2 separate regions of the Homo sapiens genome follow, and region 2 is linked to region 1. Evidence: chromatin loops called from intact Hi-C (ENCODE). Cell type or tissue: HCT116. All regions are shown on one strand. Each heading gives the region's core, and the rest is flanking DNA. Links, peaks and the distances in the headings are about the cores only.

Region 1 (16,239 bases), core at 4,473-12,472:
GATCCTTGCTCCCCTGGAGCTTTCTAACATTCTAGCAGGCAGACCACACATAAATTTGCAATACTGTTTCTGATAAAAACGTGCTGTAAAGGAAATAAAGCAGAGAACTATCATGGAAAATGACTTGGACCGGGTGCTCCTTCAGGTAGGTGGGAGATGTAACATTTGCCCTGTGGACTGAATGATGCAGTCTGTCCCTTGGTCAGCCCAGGGCAGATCATACATGGAATACATGTTACTATCACGGTAGCTCTGCCACCAACTTACTGACGTTCAGGGAGCTTGGGTGACTTGGTCATGTGATGAGGCACCGATAAAGGGGGAGAACTGGAACCTGGAGCTTCCTCCCTCATATCTGGATGTTTCACTATAGGGAGCTCCAAAGTTTAAAAAAAAAAATCAGCATCAAAGAGCCATGATGTATGAATCAGCTCAGGGCCCCGGGCGGGAGGACAGGGTAGGGCTGCATGCCCTGCTGGCTTCAGCAAAATTCATCAGCTGAGTTAACAGGGTCCCTCAGAATCCAGAACCCTTAAGGGTAGAGCTTCTATATCCTCCTTCTATCTGTCCTTCTCCCCACTTCAAATCAATTTTTTTAAAAAAAAAAAAACAAAAATTTTAACATTTAAAATAAATTGTATCATTACCTTAGATGAAAAATTAGTATCATTTACCATAGAGATAAACCTTAAAGGTAAATATGGTAAAAATGCACATACAATGAAAAAACAATGTTATGCAGTTATAAATGTGCCTTATGCTTCTTTTTTTTTAGACGGTGTCTCACTCTGTCACCAGGCTGGAGTGCAGTGGCGTGATCTTGGCTCACTGCAACCTCCGCCTCCTGGGTTCAAGCGATTCTCCTGCCTCAGGTGTGTGCCACCAGGCCCAGCTAAGATTTGTATTTTTAGTAGAGACGGGGTTTCACCATGTTGGCCAGGATGGTCTCGATCTCTTGACCTCATGATCTGCCCGCCTCGGCCTCTCAAAGTGCTGGGATTACAGGCATGAGCCACCCTGCCTGGCCTTGCCTCATGCTTCTTAAAGAATGCTGTTTCTTGTTTCAAGAAGAAATCTTAGAGATGTTCTCCTTGATAGAAAGACCAAAGGATAATTGAACTGTAATTAATTCAATCTTAATGCCAAATTCGTAACTCTCCTAAAATCATCTCCTAAACTGAAGTGGTGAGCATCCCTTCCTTTAGGCACTGACTCTTCATGGGAAGGTGTGGGTCCTTTGGAGATAATCCTGGCCCCCTGTACCTTTCATTGAGGAGGAGTTGGCCAGGCTCTTGATGAAATTGGAGGCACCCAGGTCAAAGGGGCCAGAGAATGGAAGCAGCCCTCCCTCCCACTCCTGCTGCAGAACTGGATGGAATCTCATTAGTCCAATGACCCAACACTCTGAACTTGTTTCCTCATCAGTAAAAATCCTGACGATAATGATCCTTGTCTCATAGGTTGTTGTGTCCCAGCATAGAGAAAGCCAATAAATAATCATTATAGTCACCATAATAATTATCATCATCATCATCAACTACCACTCCCAACTTAAATGTGAGGGGTCTGCTCTTTCCTCACTGCCTAGACGGGTACTTTATCCATGAGTCATAATGTTTCCTTCTTCCAGACCACACTCCCTCTGTGAAGGGACGCGGGGCTGTCTCACTCCTGTTAGGCTCTACTGGGCTGGTTGGGGTCTGCATTGGTTTTGGCTACAGGACTGCAATGGTTAAACACTTCCAGCTGGAAACAGAAAAACATAGGTACTCTAAAGATGCAAAGGAGTCCTGGACAGGGTGATAGGAATCTAATTTTCAGGACAGATGTGTGAACCTGGAAAAGTGCCTACCCCTCTAGGGGTTCAGTCTTCTCTTCTAAATCTTGGCAGATGGGGCGCTGGCTGAGATGGTCCTATCTTCAGAGACTTTGATCTCCCTTTCTCTCCTTCTGAATAGGCTGTCCTAGGGATGAGCAAACCTGGACTCTCCCAGGTCTTACAACCTGGTTTCCAGACGGCCCCCCAGAGCCAGCGGGACCCGGCTGCCTCCTGGCTGAGCCATTAGCTGGTGAAGCGGCTGAGGCGGGTTAGGGCTCCCCCTGCTGGGGCTGAGAAGAAAATCTCCTAGACCTGCGCAATGCATCTTAACCTCTAAGCTGTCATGACCCACAGAGGCCATCTAGTCCAGCCCTCTCATTTCCCAGATGGGGAAACAGGTTCAGAGGTTCAGAGACGCGGAAGATACTCCCTCAAGTAGGATTTCCAGATAAAAGACTCCTAGTTAAATTTGAATTTCAAATAAACAGCAAATCATTTTGTAGTACACATACGTCGCATGCAACATTTAGGACATACTTCTACTAAAAAATTATTTGTTGGAAATCTGAAATTTGAACTTAAGCAGTCATCCTATTTCTTTGCTAGATCTGCCAACCGTACCTCCAAGTCCACCCACTGAGTTAATGTCTGAGCTCAAACTGCATCCCGGACATAGGTCAGGGCTTCTCCATCATGCCTGACCAATATCTTTCGGTTGCAGCCCTGCCCAGTACTCCGCAGGGGCATAGGAAAGGCTTGTTGACATCCTTCTGGGAGACAGCAAGTGGAAGGACATCTGAATCCTCACTTTGATGATCACCAGGAGTGTTTCAGACAGGAGGTGGGTCCTCCTCTGCCCCAACCTCTGCTACCGTTAAAAACCCACCAGCAAGGTTTTAATGGCAGAGATTCCTAACATCCCTGCCCAGTCTGGTTTACTAGATTAGGGAGGGGCCTGGACATCTGTATTTTAAAAAAATTCCCCAGGGGATTCTCATGCATAGCAAAGACCCCCTGGATTAGCTATAAGGAAGAACTACTTGGATGAGAAGATTGAAAATGGCACTATCAGTAATTGTCAATATTCACTGTGTATAAAAACCACTGGCCAGGTGCAGTGGCTCATGCCTGTAATCCCTGAACTCTGGGAGGCTGAGGCAAGTGGATCACCTGAGGTCAGGAGTTTGAGACCAACCTGGCCAACATGGTGTAACCTCATCTCTACTAAAAATACAAAACATTAGCTGAGTGTGGTGGCACGTGCCTGTAATCCCAGCTACTCAGGAGGCTGAGGCAGGAGAATCTTTTGAACCCAGGAGGTGGAGGTTGTAGTGAGCCGAGATCACGCCACTGAACTCCAGCCTGGGCAACAAGAACAAAACTCTGTCTCAAAAAACAAAAACAAAAACAAAAACAAAAAACAAAAAAAAACTTTGTGGGTAAGGGAAGGGGAGTGAGGAAGGAATGTAAAATCTGCAAAAACGCATATTCCTAGCTTTACTTCCAGGAATTCTGAGTGAGTAGGTCCAGATTGGGACCTTTTGATAAGCACATGTATGTATTTGTAATGTGTTTTGTTTCTTAAAAAATGAAAATAAAACAGAAGCAAATATGGACAAATGGTAATGGTCTTAGAAGCAGATATTAAGTACATGAATGATCAGTATTCTATTCACCATAATTCAAATATTTCACTAAAAATACTTTTAAAACCTAGGTAGATTTTAGGGGATTGTAATTCAGATGGTCAGAAAGCCATACCTTAAGAAATACTGGCTTGGAGGTAAGAGAGTGAAGAGAGTCACCCACTGCCAAACACATATTAGGTGCCCCCCATACCCAAGAGCTGGGAGAGTTGAGGAAGTTTCTGGGAGGAGATGGGCAGGACCTGGTCTATAGGAGTGGGTAAGATTCAGAGAAGTAGAGGAAATTATGACCACCAGGAAGCAAGCAATCTGTGCAAACAGGAAAATAAGTGCCAGGAGACTCAGGTTGTATCTTGGTCACAGCTGGTGCCCTCCCTGTAAATGACCTCTGGAGTCTGCTATCACTATGCCCTCAGTCAGTACACTGCAGGCATAGTGGCCTCCTTTCTGTTCCTGAAACAGGCCAAAGTCTGTCCTGCCTCCAGGCCTTTGCACTCGCTGTCCCCTCTGGAACTGCACTGTTTCCCCAGCTTTAGTCCTGCCTTTTCTGCACCCTCTGCTTCTCAGTTCAGATGTCTCCTTCTCAGAAAGGCTTTGCTGCCTGCCCCTCTCACTCCCATCTCTCCTTCATACCAATGACCACAAGCTGTAATTATTATCTTGTTTATTTGCTTTTGTTCCCGAACAACTTTCACCCCCTCCCAGTCTGCCCCACCAAACTACAAAATGTAAGTTCCATGAGGACAGAGACCTGGTGTCTTCTGCTCATTGCTGTGTCTCCAGGTCTGAGCACTTGATACATACTAAATGCTGAGCAAGTTGTGTTAAGAAAATGAATTAACTAATGAGAGGTTGGCAAGTCCAGAGTAGAAAAAGCCTGGAACCTAGGGATAGGACAGATGGATACTGGAGTCTGAGAAACCAAAAAGCTTTCAGAAGAACCCTGATGGGGCACAAGAATGGGCATCAGTTTTCTGAATCCGAGAGCACATGGATTTCTGTTCTCATTAGATTGGAGGTCCCAGAGTTATTAGACTCCATACCTCCTTTTAATAATAAATGGAGACATAGATAATGCAGTAGACCTCAAGTCGTAGAGCCATTCGTTGTGATCCTTGATTCATGACTCACTGTCATTGGTTGGTCTTTGCATGACTCTCTTTTGCTTTTATCTATCAGTCGATCAATCAATCTATCTGCTACCTATTTATCTATCAATCATCTATTTACCTATCAATCATCTATATCTGTCATCTATCAATTGTCTATTTATTATCTATATATCTATCTATTTATCATCTAGCCATTATCCATCAACCTGTCTATCTATCTATCTATCTATCATCTATCATCTTTCAAATAATATATTGAACACCCATGAGCCTGCCTCCCCACATGAGAACTGGAACAGTGGCGACACCTATGTTCATTCTCTATCCTGTCCGCTCTGTGACCACTTTCCTGAATTTTGTGTTTATCTTTCCCTTATGGTTTTTTTTTTTTTTTTTTTTTTTACGGAGTTTCACTCTTGTTGCCCAGGCTGGAGTGCAATGACACAATCTCGGCTCTCCGTAACCTCCGCCTCCTGGATTCTCTTGCCTCAGCCTCCCAAGTAGCTGGGATTACAGGCACGTGCCACCATGCCTAGCTAATTTTGTATTTTTAGTAGAGACGGGGTTTCTCCATGTTGGTCAGGCTGGTCTCGAACTCCTGACCTCAGGTGATCCACCTGCCTTGGCCTCCCAAAGTGCTGGGATTACAGGCATGAGCCACTGCGCCTGACCTATCCTTCCCTTATGTTTAACAATTAATATAATTCCCACATTTTCTAGTGATTAGGAAAAAATAATAATAAATATCACAGCAACATAAGCAAAAACACACCCACACATGCACCTGTATATATCTAAGCAATATGTTGTATCATTTTAGGTAATTTTAAAATTTATAACAAATGCTGTGTTTTTACATTGATAAAACACTTATAAATAATGTCCTGAGCCCTGCCCTTTTCACTCAACATTGCATTATGAGTTCAGGCTTATCCATATTGCTGTGTATAGCATATTACATTCATCTGCACTGCTGTATAAGATTTTGTTCGTGTTTGTACCACAATTTATTTATTTTCCTATTTATGAGTGGTTGGGTTTTCTTCTGTCATGAATAACTGCTACACATGCATTTATGAGTTTCTCTGGGGCCTATCTGCTAGGTAAATATACATCTAGGAGCGGAAGGAATTGTGGGGTTGTAGGAGTATCAGTCAGGGTCTAATCAGAAAAAACAGAAACCACTCTATGGATTTTCAGATACTTTTAATTTTGAAATAGTAACAGATTCACGAGAAGTTGCAAAAATAGTACAGAAAAGTACATGTACCTTTCCCCCATTTTCTCCTGATAATAATGTCTTAGATAGCTATAATACAGTATCAAAACCAGGTCACTGGTATTGGCACAATCCACAGACCTTATTCAGATTTCACCAGGGTTACATGCATTTGTTTGAGTATGTACATAGTTCTATGCACACATAAAACTTTATTACACGTAGATTTGTATAACCACCACCACAATCAAGATACAGAACTGTCCCGTCACCACAAAGATCCCTCTGGCTGCTTCTTTTTAGGTACACTGATTTCTTTCTCCAACCCCAACCCTGTCTTTAACCCTTGGCAACCACTAATCTGTTCTTCACCTCAATAATTTTGTCATTTCTAGAAGGTTATGTAAGTGGAATCATATAGTATGTAACAATGTGAGACTGGCTTTTTTAGTTGGTAAAATTCTCTTGTGGTCCGACAAAGTTGTTGCATGTATCAATAGTTTTTTCCTTTTTATTGCTGAGTAGTATGGTAATCAATAGCTGAGAAGCCTCACAGGAGGCAATGAGGCAATCCATAAATTAATAATAGCAGGAAGCTGTTACTACCCCTCCCCAGGACTAGAGAAACAAAAGGTTAGTGTCACCAGAGCCCAGGGCCAGGGTCACCTGGTAGAAGTTAGAATCATGGCTGGCTTTCCTGTGGGAACTGGACCCATCGGAGAGCTGTGGCCACCACAGGGGATGTTACCTGAGAGGAGAAGGGGAGGGTGCTGGTGAGAAACACCTTGGCTTCTCCCTTCTTTCCACCTTCCATTCTCTCTCTTTTATTAACTGAGCCCAACTGGAAGCAAGATGACATGGCTGCCGAGATCCTGCTGGAAAACTGAGGACATAAGGGCATAGCAAAGAGTGGATCTGAGGGCAAACAGACTCAGGACCTGCACAGCAGCCTATGTGAGTGTTTGATTTTGCAAGATAATGCCACACTTTTTCTAAGTGAGTGTCCTATGTCCTAATGCGTACCCTTATAAGCGATATGTAAGAGATCCCATGGATCTGTATGTTCTCCAATACTTGGATTGTCTAGCTATTAACATTTTGCCATTTTAGTGGACATAAAAGCTTATCTTATTGGGTCTTGATTTACATTTCACATGAGTTTGAACATCTCCATATGTTTGCTGGCCATGAGCATTTCTTCTTTTATAAAATGCTTTTTCTTTTGTCCATTTCTTTCTGTTGTTTTTCTTCTTTCTTGTTGATTTATAAGACTTCTTTATATATTCTTGGTAATAAACCTTTGCCAGTTGTAAATGTTGCAAATATCTCCTCCAGGTGTGCAGATTGTCTTTCCACTTTAAGTGAATACAAATATTTCATACTACTCTGCAATAAAATTCATAGACAAGATAAATTAAATTTAACAAATCAATATGATACCTTAACTGTAAAATGAAAGGAGAAATGCAAGTAGTTATCATAAAACATAACTTCGGCCGGGGGTGGTGGCTCACACTTGTGATCCCAGCACTTTGGGAGGCTGAAGCAGGCGGATCACCCGAGGTCAGGGGTTTGAGACAATCCTGGCCAACATGGTGAAACCCCATCTCTACTAAAAATACAAAAAATTAGCCGGGTGTGATGGCAGGGGCCTGTAATCCCAGCTACTCGGGACGCCAAGGCAGGAGAATTGCTTGAAACCAGGAGGCAGAGGTTGCAGTGAGCCAAGATTGTGCCACTGCACTTCAGCCTGGGTGACAGAGCAAGACTCCATCTAAAAATAAAAATAAAAATAAAACAAAACTTTTCAGTATGTAAATGCTGAGGCATGACTTCTTTAGAAGATATAATGAAATTGTCAGATGTGTATGCCTACTTAGAAGAATAAAGTTTAGATTTAAGAGAATAGATGGAGCAGAAGTCATACCCATCTAGGAAGTACAGACAAAAAAAGATCAGAGGTATGGATTAAGGTAAAGAACAGACCCGACTTATTCATGTATACTAACAGAGGAAGGGTAATAAGGTTAACTGAGAAGGGAATGGCATACCAAAAGAAATTACAAAGTGTGGAAGAAGGGAAGATGAGGAGAGGTGTGAGCATTGCAAATGAGTTGGGCCTTGTGTATAAGCATAGGGTCAAAATCTTGAGCTTTAGTGACACTTGAGGACTTGGAGCCACTCATACTGTCGTGGAGGCCCATAGCAACTCCCCACATGTCCAAGATACACTTGGCCTCTGATTCTTCAAAACACTTGGAGACCATATCCTTTAGGAGGTGATGGGGACCACAAGATGATTGAGGGAAAAAAGAAAAAGAAAAATTACACTATAAGGGGCATAGAGAATTTATGTGGTAGATATCTGGGGACAGTATCAGTCAGGCTGAAAAAAAACAGGCAACCAAAAGATACATAAATAAGAACATAATTTTTCACAATATAGCTTTCTTATTGTGCTACCAAAAATTTAAAAACATAAAACATGGCAATAATATATATTTTAAACAGCCTTCATAAATGAAATAAAGTGTCTGTATTTCATATATCTTTGTGCTAATTTAGTAATATTTAGTTCTCCATCTGTTAAACAGAAGTCTCAGAGCTCCTTGGTTACATACTCGCAAAGAGTTATGGCTACAAATGCAGATGGACACAAGTGGGTTGAAAAGGTGATTCCCACACAAGTGGCACTGGTGACATGATTTTGTGAGATGGTGAACAACTCTTGCTCTGGACCAAGCTAAGTTCAAGCATCCCTTGATTTACAGGGTCTTTGCAATTCAATATATCTTAAATGCAAAACAACAACAAAAACAAGCCAGGTGTGGTGGCACCAGCCTGTAGTCCCAGGTGCATGGGAGGCTGAGGTGGGTGGATCTCTTGGGCCTGGGAGTTGGAGGCTGCTGTGAGGTATTATCATGCCACTGCACTCCAGCCTGGGCAACAGAGACCATCTCTAAACACAGCAAAACAACACAAAACAGCACAAACCCAAACCACTTTGTTGATGTTTGTAAAGGGGAGTTCGTTCCAAGCTCAGATCATCTGTTTATTGGAAAGCCATGCAGGAGGTGAGACAATTCTTCACTGTGCACAACTGTCTCACCCACTGCAGGATGTCGAGCTTCTCCAGCTCCTGCCCCACCAACGGCCAGTTAGAACACTTTACTGGAAGCTTACCGAGCGCTACTGGCAGAGACCAGCAGGGGGAAGCCTGGCTCAAGGAATGAAAACTCCTGAGCCCCATGCTCCCAAGCCTGGAGGAGCAGCAGCATCAGCTAAAAGGTTCTCAGGACATTGAAGGAGTGAGCTTCACTTCACCACCCACACCCACGCTACCACTATGCAGGTGGGGAAACTGAGTCTCAGAAAAGAGAAGGAATTTGTCATTTGCTTATTATCTACTTTTAGTGGTGCAGCCAGAAAAGGAATCCAATAGGCAGAAGCCCAAAAACCTAGAATGTCATCATCCCTGAGCACTGACAGTTTCATACCCCCAGTTCTCAGCCATTGGACAGATGGAAAGGAGGCAGAGCCCTCTCTGCCCTAAGTCTGGTTGTTGAGCTTAGAAGAGAAGGCAGTGCGCAAAAGTCAAAAGAGACAAGTCAGGAGACCTGGTCTGGTTCCAGTCCCAAAAGTAACTGGATGACTACATGATCCCAGCTGAGCAAATTCCATCTCAATTTTCTTTTTGCAATGAAAGTAATACACATGTGATAAAAATCTACCAAACAAAAACTTCAAACTGTGCATAAGGGTGTAAAATGAAGTAAATTAACTATGAATATTTCTTGCATATCTTTCTGGAAATATACATATTAAACTATAAAAATAAAATAATACATAAGCATATACACATTTTTTTGTTGGATCAGTGGGATAACACAATATATTTGATGTGCTTTTATTTATTTGTTTGTTTTTTTTTTTTTTGAGACATGGTTTCACTCTGTCACCCAGGCTGGAGTGCAGTAGTGCAAACACGGGCTCACTGAATCCTCGACCTCCTGGGCTCAAGTGATCCTCCTGGCTCAGCCTCCTGAGTAGCTGAGACTACAGGTTGTGTGCCACCACACCCAACTAATTTTTTTTTTGTAGAGATGGGATCTCACTATGTTGCCCACTCTGGTCTTGAACTCCTAGGGGCAAGGAATCCACCCGCCTTGGCCCCACAAAATGCTGTGATTACAGGAGTGAGCTACCTTTCCCAGCCATGCTTTGTTTTTAATTTTAAATATCACTCATAGGCTGGGCACGGTAGCTCACGCATGTAATCCCAGCATGTTGGGAGGCCAAGGTGGGCGGATCACTTGAGGTCAGGAGTTGAAGACTGGCCTGGCCAATATGGTGAAACCCCTATCTCCACTAAAAATACAAAAATTAGTCTGGGCATGGTAGCTCACACCTGTAATCCTGGCACTTTGGGAGGCCAAGTGGGGGTGGATCACCTGAGTTCAGGAGTTGGAGACCAGCCTGGCCAACATGGTGAAACCCTGTCTCTACTAAAAATACAAAAAATTAGCTGAGCGTGATGGCAGGTGCCTATAATCCCAGCTACTCAGGAGGCTGAGGCAGAAGAATCGCTTGAACCAGGGAGGGGGAGGTTGCAGTGAGCTGAGACTGTGCCATTGCACTCCAGCCTGGGCAACAAGAGCAAAACTCCATCTCAAAAAAAAAAAAATACAAAAATTAGCTGGGCATGGTGGCAGCCACCTGTAATCCCAACCACTTGGGAGGCTGAGGCAGGAGAATCGCTTGAACCTGGGAGGCGGAGGTTGCAGTGAGCCAAGATCATGCCACTGCACTCCAGCCTGGGCGATAGAGCGAGACTCCATCTCAATCAATCAATCAATCAATATCACTCATAATTTTTCCATAGTAATGAGATATATTTGCCTCCTTCCTTCTGGTGGCTGCATGGTATTTTGTAATACCAATGTAGCAGTTTAATGCTGCACTTACTGCTAAGCACACCCTTTACTGTCTCTTGAGGTGTCTTGCACTGACAAAGCACACTACAGAGGACAACTTGGTACATACATCTCTGTACACATGTACAAGGGTTTCTGTGGGATGAAGTTCCAGAAGTGGAATTGCTGGGCCAAAGAATGTATGTGTGTCTAAAACATTGACAAATGTTGCCAAAATTTCCTTCAAAATGCATCACTTTTAACTTCCTCTGGCACAGGAGAAGGCCATCTCATCTTCTGGTCAGCATTGGGAAGTACTCATCTTGGGGGCCTTGGTCTTTTCATCCATGAAATAAGAGGCTTCGCTGGGCACAGTGGCTCATGTCTGTTATTCCAGAACTTTGGGAGGCCGAGGTGGGAGGATTGCTTGAGCCCAGGAGTTTGAGACCAACCTGGGCAATATACTGAGATACTGTCTGTACAAAAAATTTAAAAAAAATTAACTGAGCATGGTGGCATGCACCTGAAGTCCCAGCTACGTGGGAGGCTGAGCTGGGAGGATTGCTTGCACCTCACAGGAGGAGGCTGCAGTGAGCCAAGATTGTGCCACTGCAGTCCAGCTTGGGCAACAGAGGGAGGCCCTGTCTCAAATAAATAAATAAATAAATAAAAAGAAATAAGAGGGTTAGATTGGATGATGCTGAAGCTTCCTTGCATCTGTAACTTTACATCTGCAACTCTTTCCACTAAGTTGTCCAGCTTGAGGAGTAGAATGGGGCCATGAACTTAAGCAGTTCATTTCTTCTCTTCTCCCCTTCCTTCCCTTCCACGTTCTTCTTTCTCCCTGTCTAGTCCTAGGAGAGTGGAAAAGGCATGAGGCCACCCTCCTCAGGCCAGGAAACCTAGTTCCAGAGGCGGCCCTGGATCCAAACCAGTGTGGGAACCTACCTAAGTCCTTCCCTCCCACCCTATCTGTTTTCCCACCTGGTTTAGCAACTGCCTTCCCTCCTAGGGCTCCAACTTCATAAGATGTTGAGATAACATCTTATGAAGTCTTTTGCCAAAAACATGCCTTTTTCTGCCCCTGGAAGGAATTAGTTTCACTTGTTCTGAAGAAGAGTCTCTGCAGGTACTTGTTACTCCTGCCAAGAGACCTGAGAGGCCCCAAATTCCTCAGCACCCGGATCCCAGATTCGCTTAATCTGACGCTGCTCGCTTCCAAGGGGCGCTGAGATGATGGAGTTACAAGCTGCTTAAAGGCTTACAGAGTGTCAGCTTGAAGGGAGGAGAGAGTGAGTGAGCGTCTGCCTCCACTTGGCTTGGCCTCTCGGATGAAAGAGCTTGGGAGAAGGGAGTGTTTACAGAGATCAATAAAGACACCCTGGAGGGGCCAGCACTCCCATTGGGCTTCTCCAAGAAGATTTAGGATTGACATCATTAAAGCCCCTAGGGAAGACTCTTCCCAACCCAAAGTCTCTTAACACTAGATTCTCAGATCCTGAAAGCACATAGGGCTTGGGAAGAACTATAGGGACTGCTCCACCTTGCACAGCTCTGGAGGTCTTCATTTACATTGATTACAAAGTGAATGGTGTGCCAAAGAGGCACAAAGTGGGCCAGGTCCAGGGGCTCACGCCTGTAATCTCGCACTTTGGGAGGCTGAGGTGGGCGGATCACCTGACGTCAGGAGTTTGAGACCAGCCAACATGGGGAAACCCTGTCTCTACTAAAAATACAAAAATTAGCTGGGTGTGGTGGCACACACTTGTAATCCCAGCTACTCGGGAGCCTGAGGGAGGAGAATTGCTTGAACCTGGGGGGCGGAGGTTGCAGTGAGCTGAGATCTCACCACTTCCCACCAGCCTGGGTGAAAGAGAAAAACTCCATCTCAAAAAAAAAAAAAGAGGTACAAAGTGGTGCTGGTGACAATATTACAGCAGCTAGCATGATCATTTAAAAAGGTACAATTAACAAAAACAAAACAAAAACCACCAATGACTTTTTGTTACACTCAAAACAAAATCCCTAAAGCTTTTCATGATTCAACCCTATTTTTCTCTTGAATCTCATATCCTGCAGTAGCTAAGTTCCAGACACATTGACCTTATTTCTGGTCTTCAAATGTACCCAGTGGCCTAGCTGGTTCCTGCCTCAGGGCCTTTGCGCAAGCTGCCTTTAGCTCTTCCCAAAGCTGGCTTCTTCTTGTTAGGAAGTGTTCTCCTAAAACACCACTTTCTCAGGGAGGGAGCCTCTAACCAGTCAGTCTAGAATGGTCAGTCGGTGTCTCCAAGGTTGCTCTGTAAAATGGGAGTGGTAATCCTCATCTTACCTTCCTCCCTGGGCTCTTTGTATTCATTCCCACCTTATAGCTTAAGTTCCATCTGCAAGGAACTTGTGCACCCCCCTTTTCTCTTTTTTTTTTTTTTTTTTGAGACGGAGTTTCATTCATGTTGTGGTCCAGGCTGGAGTGCAGTGGCACCATCTCGGCTCACTGCAACCACTGCCTCCCAGGTTTAAGTCATTCTCCTACCTCAGCTTTTCGAGTAGCTGGGATTACAGGCGCCCCCCGACCACCCCCAGCTAATTTTTGCATTTTTAGTAGAGATGGGATTTCAACATGTTGGCCAAGCTGATCTCAAACTCCTGACCTCAGGTGATCCGCCCACCTTGGCCTCCCAAAGTGCTGGGATTACAGGCCTGAGTCACTGCTCCAGGCCATTGTGCACCTTTTGAATACATTGTTCGTTTCCGTAGCACATTATTTCCAAACCACTTACTTCACTCATGCTTGTATCCACAGAACCTGCACCATGCCGAGCACTTCAGAGATACTCAAAAATATTTGTTGAACACTGAATCAAGTCAGGGCAGTCTGGACACCCTGCAAACTGTGAAGTGCCCTACCTCCATGATAGCCACCACAAATAGCAGAGAAACAGAGTGAGTCAGGAGGAACCTCATGTCTCCTAGCTTCATGGGTAGTTCTTAAAAAATAGAGAACTGCCTCATAAATTGTGAGCCCGGTGGCAATAACTCAATGAAACCCCATCACACAACAAAACTGAGGTTCTCCCAAAAGGGAAGATGACATGGCACATGAGTCATTGAGTTGATTAAGAAGTCAGTTCTCACCCCTGCTAGGCCAGTGCACCCCAGTGTCTGCTGAATAGAAAATGAATAGAGGGCCAGGCACTAAACGCCTATAATCCCAGCACTTTAGGAGTCCAGGGCGGGCAGATTGCTTGAGCCTAGGAGTTTGAGACCAGCCTGGGCAACCTAGTGAGAGCCCATCTCTTAAAAAAAAATATAGCCAAGCTTGGTGGCACACTCCTATTGTCCCAGCTACTCTGGAGGCAGAGGTGGGAGGATTGCTTGAGCCAGGGAGACAGAGGTTGCAGTGAGCTGTGATGGTACCACTGCACTCCAGCCTAAGCGACAGAGGGAAATCCTGACTCAAAAAAAAGAAGGAAGAAAAAAAAGAAAGAAAGAAAGAAAAAGAAAAGAAAATCTTACATACCTTAGGTGACAATGTATAGAAAAACTTAAGATTTACTGTAAGAGCAGAGGAGATAACCTACTTCCATCTGTCCCTCAGAAGCTGCCACATGCCTGTAATTTCCAGCCATTATCCTCTCATGAGTCCTGGGTGTGCTGTCCACAGAGGACCCCTATGAAAAAGAACTTTAGCAACATCTCATGCCTTAGAAGAGGTTGTTTCTCCAATAAGCCATCTGAAAAAGTAAAGAATGGGGTCCTGAAGGGGAAGGGAGTTCCAGGCGATGGTGGTGTTTGTTATATAGGGGGAAGTTTAGGGGTCTGGGCTCGTGGGTAAGAGAGTGGGAAGGAGGTGTGGTATCCATGCCAACCTCTGCCAATCTCATTTTGCCCCAGGCCACCCTCACACTTGAACCACAGAGAACTGTTCAAATGCCAACTAACAAACACAAGCAGCAACAGAGAGCTGTGTGTGCTGGGGATAACCAGTCCCACGGGTTTGGGTGTAGCGGTGGTTTGGGTGTAGCGGGAAGCAATGCTTGGGTTCTGGAACAGATGGCTTTTAGGAAGCTGAGGAGGAGAGAGAGGGCTACCCCCTACCTCCCTGTGCCACCCTGCCCACCACCCCTGCAACCAGGGCTTGTTAGCCACAGGAATACTTGGCATCAGAGGCACCTCCTGGGGGACTAGACTACACAATGTGAGCCACCGTCCTTTCATCTTGCCTGCCTGAAGGGTGGGGTGGGGTGGACCCAGGGGGCTGCCTCTAGTGCTTGGACAGCTGGGATGGGCAGAAAATGAGCAAGTTCAGCAAGGCTCTGATATTCTAGCTAACACACTCAGAGCTGTCCACACCCTGCTCCCTGCGGTCAACAACTGAAAATACCTACAAGAAACCCAATGCAACAAATAATGGCACCAGTAGAATGGGACCAGATAGTCCCTGGTTCTGTTGGAAAGGTTTGTTCCATTCATCCTCTGCTGCTTCAGGGATGGAAATGAAGCCCAAGAACGTTGCCGGAGCTTAGTTTGAAGGGTGCTGAATAGGCCTCCAAAGTGCATGTAATTTTGCCTTCCTCTCTCCTTAGTCAAAGCCTATCTGCTTGTAAAGGCTCAGCTAAAGTCCTTTCCGGTCCACAGCAAATTTCTGCCCTCTGAGCTCCGGTGGCTGTTTTCTTCACCTGCGTGTTACATAGGCCACCCTGTGTCACCATTGATTATGACATGTCTCCCCAACTCATCCTCAAGCTCCTTGAAGTCGGGGGGATCACGGTGCCTTCTTTTATACCCTGGCACAGTGCTGAGCACACAGTAGGAGGCCCTGATCCAAGTCTGGAGCTGGATGGAAACTAAGTCACTGTAATTGTTCACTCCATTCTTGTTATAGATGAAGAATCCAAGACCCAGAGAGCACCAGGGGCTTGCACAAGGGAGAGCTCACCAGGGCTGGAGGTATTTGTTGAACAAAGATTGAAGGATAATGGCATTCCAGCGTGGTATGTCCACACTGGCAGGAATGGACACAGGAATTTCAACTGATGAGCCTGATATGTCCTTAAACTTTCAGATAATTTGCTTTTTAAGAAATTAGCTGGCTAAGTGCGGTGGCTCATGCCTGTAATCCCAGCACTTTGGGGAGGTTGAGGCAGGTGGATCACCTGAGTTTGGGAGTTCGAGACCAGCCTGACCAACATGGAGAAACCCCTTCTCTACTAAAAATACAAAATTAGCCGGGCGTGGTGGTGCATGCCTGTAATCCCAGCTACTCGGAAGGCTGAGGCAGGAGAATCGCTTGAACCCAGGAGGCAGAGGTTGCAGTGAGCCAAATGGTGCCATTGCACTCCAGCCTGGGCAACAAGAGTGAAACTCCATCTCAAAAAAAGAAAAAAAAAAGAGAAAGGAATCAAATCCTGTTTTAGCTGTTGGGGGTATTGTGGTTAAAGTAATTATATAGCACATCTTTTCTTAAAAGTGAATGATCAGTCAGGATTCTCTGGTTGTGAGCATCAGAAATTGACTTCAAGTCATTTAGCAG
Region 2 (16,239 bases), core at 5,187-13,186, 700 kb before region 1:
GACACTGGAGACGCTGCAGAAAACAAGTCAAAGGCCTTTGTGCTAGGCCTTAGGAATGGGTTTCTTCTTCCAGGCCCATCTTAGGATTTTATGTCCCTGCCAAGGTGATATCAGGGCTTCATTTGGCCAACAAAATATAGACGGTACTGATGTGTGTCACTGTGAGGTACTAACTTTACCCACGGCATTTTTTTTGCCATGTTCTCCTTTCCCTCTGCCTCAGCAACTAGCCTGGGTCCCGGAGTTAGGGAAATGCATAGTAAGGTTCCCAGAAGACCCAGCATGGACATATATCATCAACTACTGCAGGATTTGGCCAGCAGCCCGCAATGCAGTGGGGCTCTCTCTTTGTTTCCAGGCAGATCGGCAGGTCGAGAAATAATAGACACAAACAAGATAGTGAAAGCTGGGTCCAGGGGGGTCACTGCCTTCTGGTCCTGCGGTGCCAACAATGCACTGTATATACCAGCATTTATTATTAAGTTTAGTGAGGGCAGGAGTAGGTTAGTGAGGGATTTAGGGTCATTTGATTATGAGGTGAGATGGTCACATGGGGATGAAGTAATTTTTTAACATAACATCTGTATGCAGAAGTACAGTATACAGGGATAAGAATTTACAATATTGTGTGTGCATCAGTAATTTCTAACAGAGCCTTAAAACAGAAACACAGTCTTTCCATAACCTATGATTAGCAAGGTATTTATCAGCAGTAACAGTTGCAGCAAAAGCTGGTTACAAACAATCCATAGAAACAGGACGTGAAGCTAGACAACTGGTTAGACCAGAAATTCTCAGAAGGGAGTATGCCTTAACCCTAAAGAGGCCCAGAAGAGCCATGGCAAGATGAGGGCATTTATAGCCCTATCTTATCCATATGGACAGGCGCCCCCCATGCGTCCATTTATAGGCTTTCCACAAGCGTCGCATTCCATTCCCAGAGCTATGAACATCTGCTTTTCTGGGATAGGAATCTTGGTGATGTGAAACTTCCCTGACTGCACGTCCATTCATAGGCTCTCTGCAGGAGGAAGCACATCATGCGCTGTTGGCTCATTCTGGCGGTCCAACCTGGCATTGTCTTTACACAATCCTGCATGCAATTTTGTATTTAAAATAATCAGGAGCATTTCATCTTTTATTCCGTAGCAATAGTTTCAGGGGGTCTCCCTACAATCAACAAAGCTTCAAAGTTGCTTTACAGCATTTTAAAAAAAAAATTAAGCCTAACCTTTTCTGTCTCAGCTGTTATGGACACACAGATTCAAAATTCAATCTCTCAAGATTTCCACCACAGTCCAGCCTATCCAGACCATCTGCCATAAATGCCAATAGTCACACCAAGAAAACCTTACTTCTCTGACATAAGAGAGTTCTGCGGTGACCTTAACTATAATGGCAATGGCAGGATATAAAGAGCCTCAGACTGGAAGAGAGAAGGTGAAGGCCCTTGTTTCTGTAGGTTGGCTCAGAATCTGGTGTGTGCAGATGGCAGATGGCCGAATAAGTCACAAGTTTCCAAACCTGACCCTGTGTCATATTCACTACGTGATCTTGTTAAAAGAATTCCCTCAGCAGATTACTAGATCTCAGCGGGTGCCCTGAAATTAAGTACCTCAGGGTGATTTTTATGCATCCCGTGGATTTTGGAGTCATGGTTCTAAGTTATAAGCCTTCTCAGAACCCATATCATGTTGGTCCTCCATGTGACAGAATCTCCACCTTGGTTCCTGATTTGCACCCCTATTCCCTTTCTGATATTGGGATTCTGTACTGAACCCGAGCTTACTGGGCTGGAGCTTTGACCATACATACATCAATCCCTTTGTTCTGAGAAATGAATCCTGTCTCCTGAGCTCTCAGACACGTGACACCTTGTGATTCAGAGGAATACCACTCTTTGAGGAGGCCCTGCTGGAACTCATTGTGGTACATAATTTTGCGATACAGGTAACCCTGCAATCTCTTCTCAGAGAAGAAGCCTCCACTCACCAGCCCCTGTTGAAGGGGTGAGTCAAGGTAGGTGTGTTTTATTATAGCATGGGATCCACTGGAAGTTATAGCCCACTTAACACACACAAAAAATCCAATACAAGGAAAGCCAACCTACTAACTGCCTAACAAGCTAATGTTCTACCTTGAAAGTTTGAACAAAGAAAAGAAAAATCCCTGATCAGAGACTAGCGAATATTTATACTGAAAGTTACATGGAATCGGGGATAAAACAGTCATTCTCAGCCATGTTCTTACTGAGAAGTTATCTCAGAAAGTTAAATGCCAGAGAAAGCCTATTAACATTTTTTAATACAGCCAGAGAGAGAGACAAAAACAGACAGAAGAGGAAATTCTATCCTTAGAACATTTTAAGCAAAATATACAATTTTTGACGCAGGGTGTATACTGTTTCATTTTTGTGAAGTGCCCCTGTAAACTTTCAAAACGCTCCTTTCCTTGAACTAGCATGAATGGGGTTGGTTTCTCACAAATAAAAAATTTGCCTGCGTTGAATTCCCTCAAATGATGAACATGGGTCTTATTCTAGCCTGGAGTTACCACTTGGACAAATTGAACTTTTACCCAGGATCAGGCCAGCCTTTCCCTCCAGCCTGGGCCACTAAAGCCCCAAATTCCTCTCAGCTGAGTCAATCCTAATTAAGTTAATATTTCAACAAGATTGCTTATTTTTACTTTCCCCTACTTCCAAATTGAAATAGCTTTATTGTTCTCTTGGTACTTTTCAAAGTATTGAAACAATCAACCAAACCTAGTCGACTAAGTATTAACTAGTTGGATAGATAGCATATTAAAATATATCACATCACCTTAATAGAGAATTCCCTCCCATGCTTTCTTAGAAATCCAGATGTGCCCTGATTTAAGGAAATTTATAATTTTTAAAAACTCAACTTATAATAAACTGTGAGGGTAAATTTGCTTTTCCAAAGCAGCTCTTCAAATTCAGAGCACTCTATGCCTACCTGTAGGCATTTATTTCAAAGATAAAAACTGAGTGGAGATGGGAGAGAATACAGTAATGTCCACTGAAGGATATCTTAGAGAAGCATAAAAATTAATAGGAAAACAGGATTTGATTTGCATAGCATATTTCCAAGACATATCACTTACTACTAATGATCAACCCAGAGAGCCATTACTCTTGAGATTCTGGAATGAGCTTAGCTGACTCTAACCTCATCCAAATCCACTCAAGACAATCCCTAGGAAATGATTTCACTTATTTCCAATAATCAAATTTCTATGAACTGTTTACACAATCTCTTCACAACACAAATATCTCAATGCTGAGAGTCTTTACTGCCTCCACACCTTAATGTACCAATTTATTTATTCCTAAAATGCAACCGGTATGACCTAGGACACTCATTAAGAAAGGGAAACTGGGTTCTCAACAGACTCACCAAATTTTGCTCAGTAACACTCTTCCAGAGTAAAGAGAAATGTGCAAAGCATGAATTTATTGGAGGGAAGATGTAAGGTGTTAACAGTATATTTATCTACTCATTATATAGGTATTAATGAATGTCTTATATAATCTATCGTTAGTGATTATATTTTTCTTAAATTTATATCTGAGAAGTTGGTAAGTAATCAATTTTAAAGCATTTATTATAGCATAATGGTTAAGGATGTGGCCCCCAGAATCAGTATCTTAGGTTTGAATCCTAACTATAAACCTTCTAAGGTTTAGTTTCATCGTCTGTAAAACAGGAATGAAAACAAGGATAACCTTGCAAGATGATTGTGTAAGTTAAATTATATAATCCATGTGCAATGGTTTATTTTGTCAAGTTGACAAGGCCACAAAGTACCCAAACATTTGCTCAAACATTATTCTGAGTGTATCTGTGAGGATGTTTTTGGATGAGATTAACATTTGAATCAGGAGATCCAGTAAAGCAGATTGCTCTCCCTAATGTGAGTGGACCTCATTCAATCAGTTGAAGGCCTGAACAGAACAAAATGGCTGACTTTCCTTTGTGTAAGAGGACACTTCTCCTGTTTGACTGCAGGAGCTAGAACATTAGTCTTTTCCAATCTTCAGTCCATAGCACTGAAACTTTGGCTCCTCTTGGGTCTCAGGCCTGCCAGCTTTTTTATTAGAACTTACACAACTGGCTCTCCTAGTTCCCAGACCTTCAGACTCAGGCTGGAACTACACATTGACTCTCCTGGGTCTCCAACTTGCCAATTGCCGTCCTTGGGATTTCTTAGCCTCCATAATCATTTAAGCCAATCCTTATAGTAAATCTCTATTTCTCTGTCTCTCCACCTATTCACACACACACACACACACACACACACACACTCACTCACTCTCTCTCTCTCTATCGGTTCTGTTTCCCTGGAGAACTCTAATATGTCATGTAAAACATTTAGCACAATGCTAGACCCATAACAATCACTCAGTGAAAGTTTAGCCATTTTTATAATCAAGGGACTGCCTTGGTCATTGGTGGAAGCAACCACCAAAATGACTCAAATGAAACATTTACTTTCAGAGAACTCGTGGAGCTTATTCCCTTTAGCACCTATCCTTCCCCTTTAAAGCACACACAACACATCACCACTGTCGGTTTGTAAGTTCTATGGAGGTCCCAAAATAAATGTAAATCATGTTCCCCTCTAGGATGCTATCAAACTGAGGAATTCTGGAGGAACTGCAGGAGTCATGTACTGGTATAAAAATCCCAAGAGCCTCTGGGGAGAACCTAACCTCACCAGACAGACACACTTGGCCCAGGAACAAAGCCTCAGTCCTGGACAAGAGGTTACTTATAATCGGTTGACTGAAAATATAAAAAGCCAGTCCTAAAGAGATATCATCTTGTTTCCCATTAAATAGAAGTACTTAATTCCGTTTGCACTTTCTCAGCCCAGACTTTCTTCTTTTAATCTTCCAGAACACAGGACAGAATTAATTTGCATGGTCAATTCATCCTATACAAGGTTTAAATTTATCTTTTTGAAACCAATCTGCCACTGATTATCTCAGGAGTTAGGAGGCCAGAACATGGATCCAGTCTCCATGTAGATCAAAGCTACTACAGGCTGAAAAGTATTTAATGCTAACACTTGATCTGAGAGGAAAGAGGACACGACACGAAAGATGGTGGACAACGTTCTCTCTCCTGCAAGAACAGCACATCCCATCCTTGGAATGTTGCAGAGGCCCTGCCTAATGGTGTTTCTAGCCCTTCCCTGAAGCTTTCTAATCCCCACAGCTATAGCCACTCAGTACCCCATGCAGGTTCAGACACACTCTAGAAGTCAAAGACCTAAGTTATTACCACAGGTTCAAAATAAAGACACTGGAAATTTCAGAAATAACTCAAAAAAGCTTGAAAAGAAAATAACCTGTAATCAGAGCAGCAGCAAAGATAAATCTTTCCAGTATTATACTCACAAGCACACACACACAGAGTAGCATTATGTAAAAATGTTGTGTAACTTGCATTTTTTTTCACTAACTGCATAATTTGATCATTTTTTCATGTTATTAAACAATCTTCATTATTTTTATGGCTTTGAAACACTATTGAATATAAGTATTATAATATAGCTAACTAATCCCTTTTTGTTGGACAGGGGATTATTTCCACTGTTTTCACTATTCTAAATAATGTCACAATTAATGTTATTGAGTCATAATCTTTATGATCCTCTAGGGATTTCCTTAGGTTAAATACTTAGAACTGCTGGATCAAAAATGTGCACACTTTAGAGAATTTTTTATCAGATTTACAAATATTCTAAGAGCAGAGTATATTCCTCCAACAGTGTGAGGAACTGATTCAGAAAATATGAATCAGTCCTGAGGCATTAGACAGGTAACACAGCGTCCATCCTTCCATCCATGAAAAGATATTTATTGAGTTCATACTCTATATTATGTGCTAGGAACACAGCAGGGAAATAGACAGATATAAACCCTACCCTCCCTGTACTCACAACCTAGTAGGGAAATCAGACAAGCAATTTGGATACTGATTAGTTTAGCCTTGTGACTGCTTTTATTCTGACAATATGTTCCATTTTAAGACAAGACTCCTGCCTTATTGCTGGGACTAAGCGTCTTATGTTGGAAACTGGGTACCCTGTTTCTCCCTCACCAGGGGCCATGTCTTATTCTCATAAATTCTCTTGGAAATACTATAGAATCCTGGAACAGTGGCTGGCCCTGCTGAGAGCATTTCCCTTTGTCTACACGAGTTACCCACCAGTCGTGCCAGACTCCAGCTGCACACTACCCCTTTTTTGGAAAAGCAATGAAAATCATGGCCACTTTTGGCTTCACTCTACTCTCTCTGTGCCAGGATCTATACCAACCACTTACTATAAATTACTTTATTTAATTTAAACAACAATGTTATGAGAGCAATACTGTTGTTATACCCTCACTTCACTGGGTTTACCTGGGTCTCTATCTCTGTCCTGATACTTGTCCTGCTAGGCTGAACACACCCTGGTCATCCACTGTTAGGCCCATCTCTGAAGGTCTGTCACACCCAAGGGACAGCTGGGGCCTGGCACTCTCCAGAATCTGCTCTGACAAGGTATCAGGTTGCCTGGGGGCACACCCAGCTCCACTGCAATGATTCCCAAAGCTGAACCAAAGACCACCAGCTGCAGAACCAAGTGAGGTCCTTCCTTAAATGACAAAATGTGTGTATAAAATGAAATACTATTCAGCGATAAAAAGAAATGGGGTACTGAGATATAGGCAAACCTCAAAATATGCTAAGAGAAATAAGCCAGAGGAACTGGACAAATATTGTATGATTCCACTTAGATGAAATATCTGGAATAGGTAGATTCACAAAGACAGAAAGCAGATAAGTGATTGCCAAAGGCAAGGAGGAGAGAGGAATAGGAGTGATTGCTTAATTGATATAGGGTCTCACTTGGGGGTAATAAAACTGTTTTGGGAAACAGACAGCGGTGATGGCTGCACGTGACTGTGAATGTACTAAATGTCACTGAATTGTTTATTTTAAGATAGTTCATTTTAATTTTATGTCATGTTTATCTCAATTTTTAAAAGGGGAGGAGGCAAGAATCTACTGAGTCAAAGTAGTTAGGCCCAGGAATGTCCTTTTGTACAAGCTCCCAGGTGATCTGGTACACACTAAAATTTGAAAAACATGCCTTAAATAAAACCTCCCAGTACAGCTACATAGAAATTGTCATCCAAAGGAATGCAAAAATTAAAAGCTTTTTTTTTTCAAAGCTTGAAGACAAGTCCTAAAGCAAAAGCATGGTTATAACTAGCACAAAGAGCCTAATGGTGAGGTGGCACCACTCAGCTGCCTGGTGCCATTATTTCCAGTTAGCAAGGCCTTCCAAGGGTTTGCCAAGACCACCTGCATGTGCATGTAACACAGTCACTGCAATGGGGGAAATGACGACAGAAAACAGGAGCAAGAGATACATGGTGATATGTGAAGAAGGACAAACCCTAGGCAAGAGGAGGAGGGATATTGACTAATCAATATGACCAAGCAAAGTAATGGTGCAGCTCCTACATAGCTCTGAATTAAAGTAAATGGGAATCAATGGGCTAAAAACCAAGGATTCAATAAAGCCATTAAGTCATGGCAATTCCTTTTGAGGCAAATTCATTCCTTCATGGCTCTGTCCCCTGTTCCTACCAAAAGTCAATACTCTCCTGGCAAGGGATTTGGGGGATGTGGCTCCCAATAAAGACTTTGTCACTATTTCACTCCACCTGTTTATCCCTAGGAGAGGGATTTCTTTGCTTCTGGCTTTTTTCCATCAGTATGTTGGTTTTGCTTCAACCCGTAAGTTAACTGATTTGTGTTTCAAGGGAAACAAAACCTAATCTCATCTGCTGACACCTGACAAGGGGCCAGGTCTCTCAGTGGTTAGTGCTGCTGTTGAAACCTTCCCAGGGAGCTATATCGAGTCACAGTGTGTCCCTCACACATGAACACATTAGCAAGGCACTCTGTGACAGGTGCTATGTTAAGAATATCCTATGTATTGTCCTATTTAACTCTTACCACAACCCCACAAGATTCATTTTATGGATTGGGAAACTGAGTCTTGAATGGTTTAGTAACTCCTAATGTCTCCTGACTCCAAAGCCTGCCTAATGACCACTAGACTCAGCAGTGTCCACATGCCTCCCTAACTAAAACCCTCCAAGTCTCCAGGAAATGAGTGAGTTGCCAATGACCCTTCCAAAGCAGCCACCCACACCCCACAGCAGTTAGAGAGGATTTCTGAGCACATTGGGCACACACAAAATAGTCTCCCAGGTATAAAGTCTTATGTTGAGAGGGGCACTGGCCAACAGACGTCCACAGTTGCTGAGCTCCTTTTTTTTTTTTTTCTGAGATGGAGTCTCGCTCTGTCACCCAGGCTGGAGTGCAGTGGCATGATCTTGGCTCACTGCAACCTCCACCTCCCGGGTTCAAGCAATTCTCCTACCTCAGCCTCCCAAGTAGCTGGGATTACAGGTGCATGTAACAACCACATCTGACTAATTTTTGTGTTTTTAGTAGAGACAGGGTTTCGACATGTTCGCCAGGCTGGTCTCAAACTCCTGCCCACCTCAGCCTCCCAGATGATCTGCCCACCTCAACCTCCCAAAGTGCTGGGATTACAGGCGTGAGCCACCGCACCCAGCCAACAGTCCCTGAGCTCTTATCAGCCAGAACGCTCACCAGCATACAGCCGGGTTAGGAGACAGGAAGAGAATGATTCTGGTGAGTGTGTGCTAAAGACTAACAACTTCGATTTGCTTGAAGGAGAACACACATGCTATGTATTAAGGTAAATGAAAGCTATTGCTTTGGATTCAAAGAACCTGGGCCCTAATTTCCAGCTCTTCCACTTCAGCTATGTGACCTCGGGCAGTTTTGACCTTGCTGAGACTGAATTCTCATTTGCAAATTGGAGGTGTTTATCTTGCACAGTGGTGGCTATGAAGAGTGAATGAGATATTTCACATAAGAGCATTTATCATGTGCCTGGCACAGAGTGAATCTTAAATCGTAGCTGCCATTATTTCCCAAAACCAGATGACTGCTTTGCCAATAAACAACCTACATGCTGCTTTAGACATGCCTGACAAATGTTAGAGCCTGTGTTTACATAGACCGGTGCGCACACAAACCCGGGTGTTCTTTCCTGCTAACCAGTGTGTAGCCTAGTTTACATAGCAGCCTCTCTGAACCTCATAGAGATAACAATATTGGCTACTGCATAAGTGTGTGGTCTGGAATGTTAAAAAGGGAGAGGCCTTCGTGAAAGCCTGCCAATTTTATAGCTTTGATCACCCATTATAATGCTTTCTTTGCCCAGAGTTTTAGACTTCATCATTTTTTCTGTCCCAATACTGCAAAATATGTTGATCAGGAATTAATGCAGTGCAATAGAACTCTGCAGGGCATGCAGCTAGCACCAAAGAAGCCAAGACTTACAGCTCGTGGCACTTGGAGCCACTGGCCACTAGGGGCCGTTGGTAAGCCACAGAAAGCTGGAAGGATGCCTACCTGTCAGGTTTTTAAAAATCACATTTCTTATACAAAAAGCTTTCTGGACTCTCAAAAATCCAGCTCAGGGTCCTTTTGCAGGGAGGGATGGCTTTATTTTCTATAAAGGCTTTAGTCCCATTTCTTTCTGGGACTGAAGAAAAGGGAAGATGAGTCTTAACGAGCTCTGACCTAGTCAGTGAGGCACATGGTTGGTTGGCTGGGGTGGGGTTGGTGGGACTTGTGTGGCAGTATTTGCACAATCCTGAGAGATCCTCCACCTGCAAGAATTCCCCCAATACCCAGTGACTGAAATCTCTTTATGTCTTATTAACACTATGAACTTCTAAAGCCCGGTGATAAATACAGATATTCAGGATGGGACCATGTGTCAGACCACGATTAGATGCGCGATACAGGAAAAGGAGTCAGTGCACACCAAAGAAAAGCATGCAAAGATAGAGCTCCTAAAAGTGGGTTTGAATTCTAGCTTAGCCACTTATTAGCTGTGAAAACTTGGGCAAGTTACTTAATCCCTCTAAGCTTCCATTTCCTTTGAAACCCCTATATCATAGGTTTGTTGCATGGGTTTAAATGAGAATGTATACAAAATTGTACACACATAGAAAGTCTAAGCAATTTTTATTAGTTGTTATTCTTCTTTTGTTGAGTGAAAGTAAGACTGGAATTCAAGGCTAGAGAGCAGACATGCTGTCAGGCAGTTGGGGTTGAGGAAGCAAAATGAGGGTACAAGGAAAGTTTAAAACGGGGATCCCCAAACCCCAGGCCACGGACGGACTGGTACCAGTCCATGACCTGTTAGGAAGTGGGCTGCACAGCAGGAGGTGAGCGGCAGGTGAGCGAGCATTACCGCCTGAGCTCCACCTCTTGTCAGATTAGTGGCAGCATTAGATTCTCATAGAAGTGCAAACCCTATTGTGAACTGAACATGCAAGGGATCTAGGTTGTGAGCTCTTTATGAGAATCTAATGCCTGATGATCTGAGGTGGAACAGTTTCATCCCCAAACCATCCTGACCCTGCCCCTCTATGCCCACCATCCATGGGAAAATTACACAAAACTGGTTCCTGGTGCCAAAAAGGTTGGGGGCCACTGGTTTAAAAGACAGAAGAAAGCCAAAGTAGATGTCTACAGCTCATTGAAGCCCAGATGAAGAAAGTAAAGAAGCCCCTAGATAGGTGTTCACATATTCAGAATTCTTTTATGGTTTGATTGTAAGATGTATACTGGTGCGTGCGTGTGTGTGTGTGTGTGTGTGTGTGTGTGTGAAGTTAGGGGTGTTAAAACTGTAGCTCAACTTTATATCCTAGATGCCAGAGAACTTGTAAAGTCCTCTAGAGCTAGGACACCAGAGGAAAAAAGGAACTAGAAAAATACCAGTTGGTAGACAGAGATCAGGGGAAATGAAGAAGGCTAAAAGACTACACAACTCTGGGTCTCATACCATGAGAAGCAAAGGAAATTAGGGCACACCTGCAGGAGGGCAAGTGGCTTGGGAGGGTACACAAACAGCCCCTGAAGAGAAGGTGAAGAAACATGGATGTTCTACTGGAAAAAGATAAACACAAAGGAAATTTGATCCCTATCTTTGGAGCACTGAAAGACAGTATGGGGAAATAGGAGAGACTGGCTGCCTTATACGTGGCCCCCAAAAGGTAGAGTTAGAATCAATGGGTGTCCAAGAGTTCAGAAATCCCCTAAGGTTATATCTCACCGCGCGCGCGCACGTGTGTGTGTGTGTGTGTGTGTGTGTGTGTGTGTTTAGGTACACACTAAACAAATGTACATCTTTTTGGAAAAAAGGATATTTAAAGCTTTCTTTATCAGATTTTCGTGACCTCAAAAACTTAAGAACTCTTGATATAAATAATAACAGCTAATATTTATCAAGCAATTACTAAGCACCAAGGACTGGGCCAAGTCTTTACATAAGTTATTAAATCCTCACAAGAATCCTCAAGAGGCGGAATAGCTGACTATGAACGCAGGCCTTGGAGCCAGTCTGCTTTAGTTTATATATCAATTCTGTCATTAACTAGCTACATAACCTCTGGCAACTCACTTTCTCACTTCCCTCATTACAAAATGGGGATAATAATAACCACCTCAAAAGGTGTGAGAATTAATTAGTATTAGGGTGGTGCAAAAGTAATTGAGGTTTTTGGTACGGTAATAGCAAAAAATTTTGGTATTGGAATGTCAAAAACTGCAATTACTTTTGTACCAACCTACTATATGTAAAGATTTTGGACAACATCTGACAAATAGTATGCTTCCTAACTACTATCACTTTCTAACTATTAACACTCATTGGTGTGCTGGTCAATGTTTTAAAACAAGCTCTCGAAGAGAAGAAAGAAAAGAGAAACTCTAAGTTGTAATATTCGACAATTTCTGTAGTATAAATATTCCCACCTAGATCCATTTCAAGCTAGCAAAGTGAAATCAACCAGCTCACAAAATTCTTAAACAATTAACAACTGGCTTTCATGAGATAGTACAGGATAGCTCCAGCACACCACTACATTAAAGTTTTTTCTTACTCTCTCTCTTTCTTACTAAGTGCTGGCTGGAAATGGTTCCCTGGTTCCTTGAAGGAGCAGAGTTTATGTAGAACTGAGAGAAGCAATGCTCATTTTCTGTTAGAAGATGCAGGTTAGAGAAAGGAAGTATAAGAGAGTCTGGCAAGAGAACAAAAACCTGTTTGGGTCAAGCAATATTTCTGAAAATGATGGGCATGATCTTTCTTGGGGTAAGAGGGAATTAAACAGCTACCATATACTAAGGGCTTATTACTTGCAAACCTTCATTATTTCATTTAATTCTGACAACAGCCCTTTAAGGTAGATGGTTGTACTTGCCCCAGATTCACAGAGGAGAAAAGGGGGCTCAAAGACATTAGGAAACTCTTCCAGGTGGGACAAGAGCTGAGAGTCAAGCTTAGCTAAGGGCCCAAGCCTGCGTGACCCTAGAGCCTGAAATCATTCCACTTTTCTATATTGCTGCTTAAGCAACAGGGAAATATCCCGGGAAGGCAACTTGGGTTCACCCCCAGTGGAAAGGGGCATCCCCAAAACCCTGGGTAAATTCTATAGGTGGTGCATCAATTTTTACAATCTCTCCAGCAGTCCTGTTCCAGAAAGCCCTTTCATAGATGGGTCCTCCAAGCTTCTCCATGATCAGAAGGCTCCTTAGCCACCCAAATCTCCAAGACCTTTCTACTGCTGCCACCATGGGATTACTCTCCCGGTGCTTCTCTGGGACTACCAGTATCTCATGCCCTTATCCTTCCAGAATCCCTCTCGACAATCAGTTTAGGTACCCAACTTGAGGTCATTTGGGATAGCTGCAATCGTGGAGCCATATAGTCAGGTAGTATAGGAAGACATGCAAAAATGCTGAGCCTTCAACCATCCCTGAAGGCACTCTCTTTCCTCTAGAGAGGCCATACAGGGTGTAATTTGTATGACAGATCCTGCAGTTACATTGCTCAGCTCCAATCATGGCTCTGTATTTGCTAATAATGTGACTTTGGGCAATTTACATAACTTCTATGTGCCCCAGTCTGTTCAAATATGAAATGGATAACAATAGGGTCCTCTTCAAAGCACTATTGTGAGGAATCAATAAAATAACATGTAAAGGGGTATTAAAAGGGGCTTAAATTGATGGTATAAACAAGTTTTACACTCAATAAATGTTAAGCATTATAGCTTGCCCATAGATCCATCTGCCAAATCCATTTTTTAAAAAGGTATTGTCGGGGGGAGGAGCCAAGATGGCCGAATAGGAACAGCTCCAGTCTACAGCTCCCAGCGTGAGCGACGCAGAAGACGGGTGATTTCTGCATTTCCATCTGAGGTACCGGGTTCATCTCACTAGGGAGTGCCAGACAGTGGGCGCAGGCCAGTGTGTGCGCGCACCGTGCGCGAGCCGAAGCAGGGCGAGGCATTGCCTCACCTGGGAAGCGCAAGGGGTCAGGGAGTTCCCTTTCCGAGTCAAAGAAAGGGGTGACGGACGCACCTGGAAAATCGGGTCACTCCCACCCGAATATTGCGCTTTTCAGACCGGCTTAAAAAACGGCGCACCACGAGACTATATCCCACACCTGGCTGAGAGGGTCCTACGCCCACGGAATCTCACTGATTGCTAGCACAGCAGTCTGAGATCAAACTGCCAGGCGGCAACGAGGCTGGGGGAGGGGCGCCCGCCATTGCCCAGGCTTGCTTAGGTAAACAAAGCAGCCAGGAAGCTCGAACTGGGTGGAGCCCACCACAGCTCAAGGAGGCCTGCCTGCCTCTGTAGGCTCCACCTCTGGGGGCAGGGCACAGACAAACAAAAAGACAGCAGTAACCTCTGCAGACTTAAGTGTCCCTGTCTGACAGCTTTGAAGAGAGCAGTGGTTCTCCCAGCACGCAGCTGGAGATCTGAGAACGGGCAGACTGCCTCCTCAAGTGGGTCCCTGACCCCTGACCCCCGAGCAGCCTAACTGGGAGGCACCCCCCAGCAGGGGCACACTGACACCTCACACGGCAGGGTATTCCAACAGACCTGCAGCTGAGGGTCCTGTCTGTTAGAAGGAAAACTAACAACCAGAAAGGACATCTACACCGAAAACCCATCTGTACATCACCATCATCAAAGACCAAAAGTAGATAAAACCACAAAGATGGGGAAAAAACAGAACAGAAAAACTGGAAACTCTAAAACGCAGAGCACCTCTCCTCCTCCAAAGGAACGCAGTTCCTCACCAGCAACGGAACAAAGCTGGATGGAGAATGATTTTGACGAGCTGAGAGAAGAAGGCTTCAGACGATCAAATTACTCTGAGCTACGGGAGGACATTCAAACCAAAGGCAAAGAAGTTGAAAACTTTGAAAAAAATTTAGAAGAATGTATAACTAGAATAACCAATACAGAGAAGTGCTTAAAGGAGCTGATGGAGCTGAAAACCAAGGCTCGAGAACTACGTGAAGAATGCAGAAGCCTCAGGAGCCGATGCGATCAACTGGAAGAAAGGGTATCAGCAATGGAAGATGAAATGAATGAAATGAAGCGAGAAGGGAAGTTTAGAGAAAAAAGAATAAAAAGAAATGAGCAAAGCCTCCAAGAAATATGGGACTATGTGAAAAGACCAAATCTACATCTGATTGGTGTACCTGAAAGTGATGTGGAGAATGGAACCAAGTTGGAAAACACTCTGCAGGATATTATCCAGGAGAACTTCCCCAATCTAGCAAGGCAGGCCAACGTTCAGATTCAGGAAATACAGAGAACGCCACAAAGTTTCTCCTCGAGAAGAGCAACTCCAAGACACATAATTGTCAGATTCACCAAAGTTGAAATGAAGGAAAAAATATTAAGGGCAGCCAGAGAGAAAGGTCGGGTTACCCTCAAAGGAAAGCCCATCAGACTAACAGCGGATCTCTCGGCAGAAACCCTACAAGCCAGAAGAGAGTGGGGGCCAATATTCAACATTCTTAAAGAAAAGAATTTTCAACCCAGAATTTCATATCCAGCCAAACTAAGCTTCATAAGTGAAGGAGAAATAAAATACTTTATAGACAAGCAAATGCTGAGAGATTTTGTCACCACCAGGCCTGCCCTAAAAGAGCTCCTGAAGGAAGTGCTAAACATGGAAAGGAAAAACCGGTACCAGCCACTGCAAAATCATGCCAAAATGTAAAGACCATCGAGACTAGGAAGAAACTGCATCAACTAACGAGCAAAATCACCAGCTAACATCATAATGACAGGATCAAATTCACACATAACAGTATTAACTTTAAATATAAATGGACTAAATTCTGCAATTAAAAGACACAGACTGGCAAGTTGGATAAAGAGTCAAGACCCATCAGTGTGCTGTATTCAGGAAACCCATCTCACGTGCAGAGACACACATAGGCTCAAAATAAAAGGATGGAGGAAGATCTACCAAGCCAATGGAAAACAAAAAAAGGCAGGGGTTGCAATCCTAGTCTCTGATAAAACAGACTTTAAACCAACAAAGATCAAAAGAGACAAAGAAGGCCATTACATAATGGTAAAGGGATCAATTCAACAAGAGGAGCTAACTATCCTAAATATTTATGCACCCAATACAGGAGCACCCAGATTCATAAAGCAAGTCCTGAGTGACCTACAAAGAGACTTAGACTCCCACACATTAATAATGGGAGACTTTAACACCCCACTGTCAACATTAGACAGATCAACGAGACAGAAAGTCAACAAGGATACCCAGGAATTGAACTCAGCTCTGCACCAAGCGGACCTAATAGACATCTACAGAACTCTCCACCCCAAATCAACAGAATATACATTTTTTTCAGCACCACACCACACCTATTCCAAAATTGACCACATAGTTGGAAGTAAAGCTCTCCTCAGCAAATGTAAAAGAACACAAATTATAACAAACTATCTCTCAGACCACAGTGCAATCAAACTAGAACTCAGGATTAAGAATCTCACTCAAAGCCGCTCAACTACATGGAAACTGAACAACCTGCTCCTGAATGACTACTGGGTACATAACGAAATGAAGGCAGAAATAAAGATGTTCTTTGAAACCAACGAGAACAAAGACACCACATACCAGAATCTCTGTGACGCATTCAAAGCAGTGTGTAGAGGGAAATTTATAGCACTAAATGCCTACAAGAGAAAGCAGGAAAGATCCAAAATTGACACCCTA

Evidence for each region. A loop is a pair of places that touch in the nucleus more often than their neighbours do. Peaks named below come from ENCODE experiments on the same cell type or tissue, not always from the same donor. Only the 100,000 strongest peaks of a DNase experiment are listed, where the experiment ranks them.
Region 2: a loop joins it to region 1, with 10 times the contacts of the local background. A loop is called at or near these places in 8 of 110 quality-filtered maps.

What each region holds. Positions count from the first base shown.
Region 1 is chr5:151,644,977-151,661,215 of GRCh38, reverse strand. It overlaps LOC105378231 (a long non-coding RNA gene), which reads right to left. Exons shown (of 2, transcript XR_944417.3): 2 at 5,767-7,182. LOC124901116 (a long non-coding RNA gene) reads left to right here and starts at 6,711. Exons shown (of 2, transcript XR_007059007.1): 1 at 6,711-6,750; 2 at 8,915-9,649. SPARC (secreted protein acidic and cysteine rich) reads left to right here. Exons shown (of 10, transcript NM_003118.4): 10 at 1-120. RefSeq lists an enhancer at 1,895-2,014. In HCT116, for the core only: a CTCF peak has its summit at 8,991 (motif pointing right); a DNase peak (open chromatin) is centred at 9,015.
Region 2 is chr5:152,343,116-152,359,354 of GRCh38, reverse strand. The region is part of intron 1 of LOC105378237 (a long non-coding RNA gene); the gene reads right to left. Among named protein-coding and RNA genes, the nearest start is that of NMUR2, 54 kb to the left of the region's middle. RefSeq lists enhancers at 1,273-1,442, 8,577-8,746, 13,523-14,125, a cis regulatory region at 8,661 and a silencer at 9,419-9,518. In HCT116, for the core only: a CTCF peak has its summit at 9,506 (motif pointing right); a DNase peak (open chromatin) is centred at 9,504.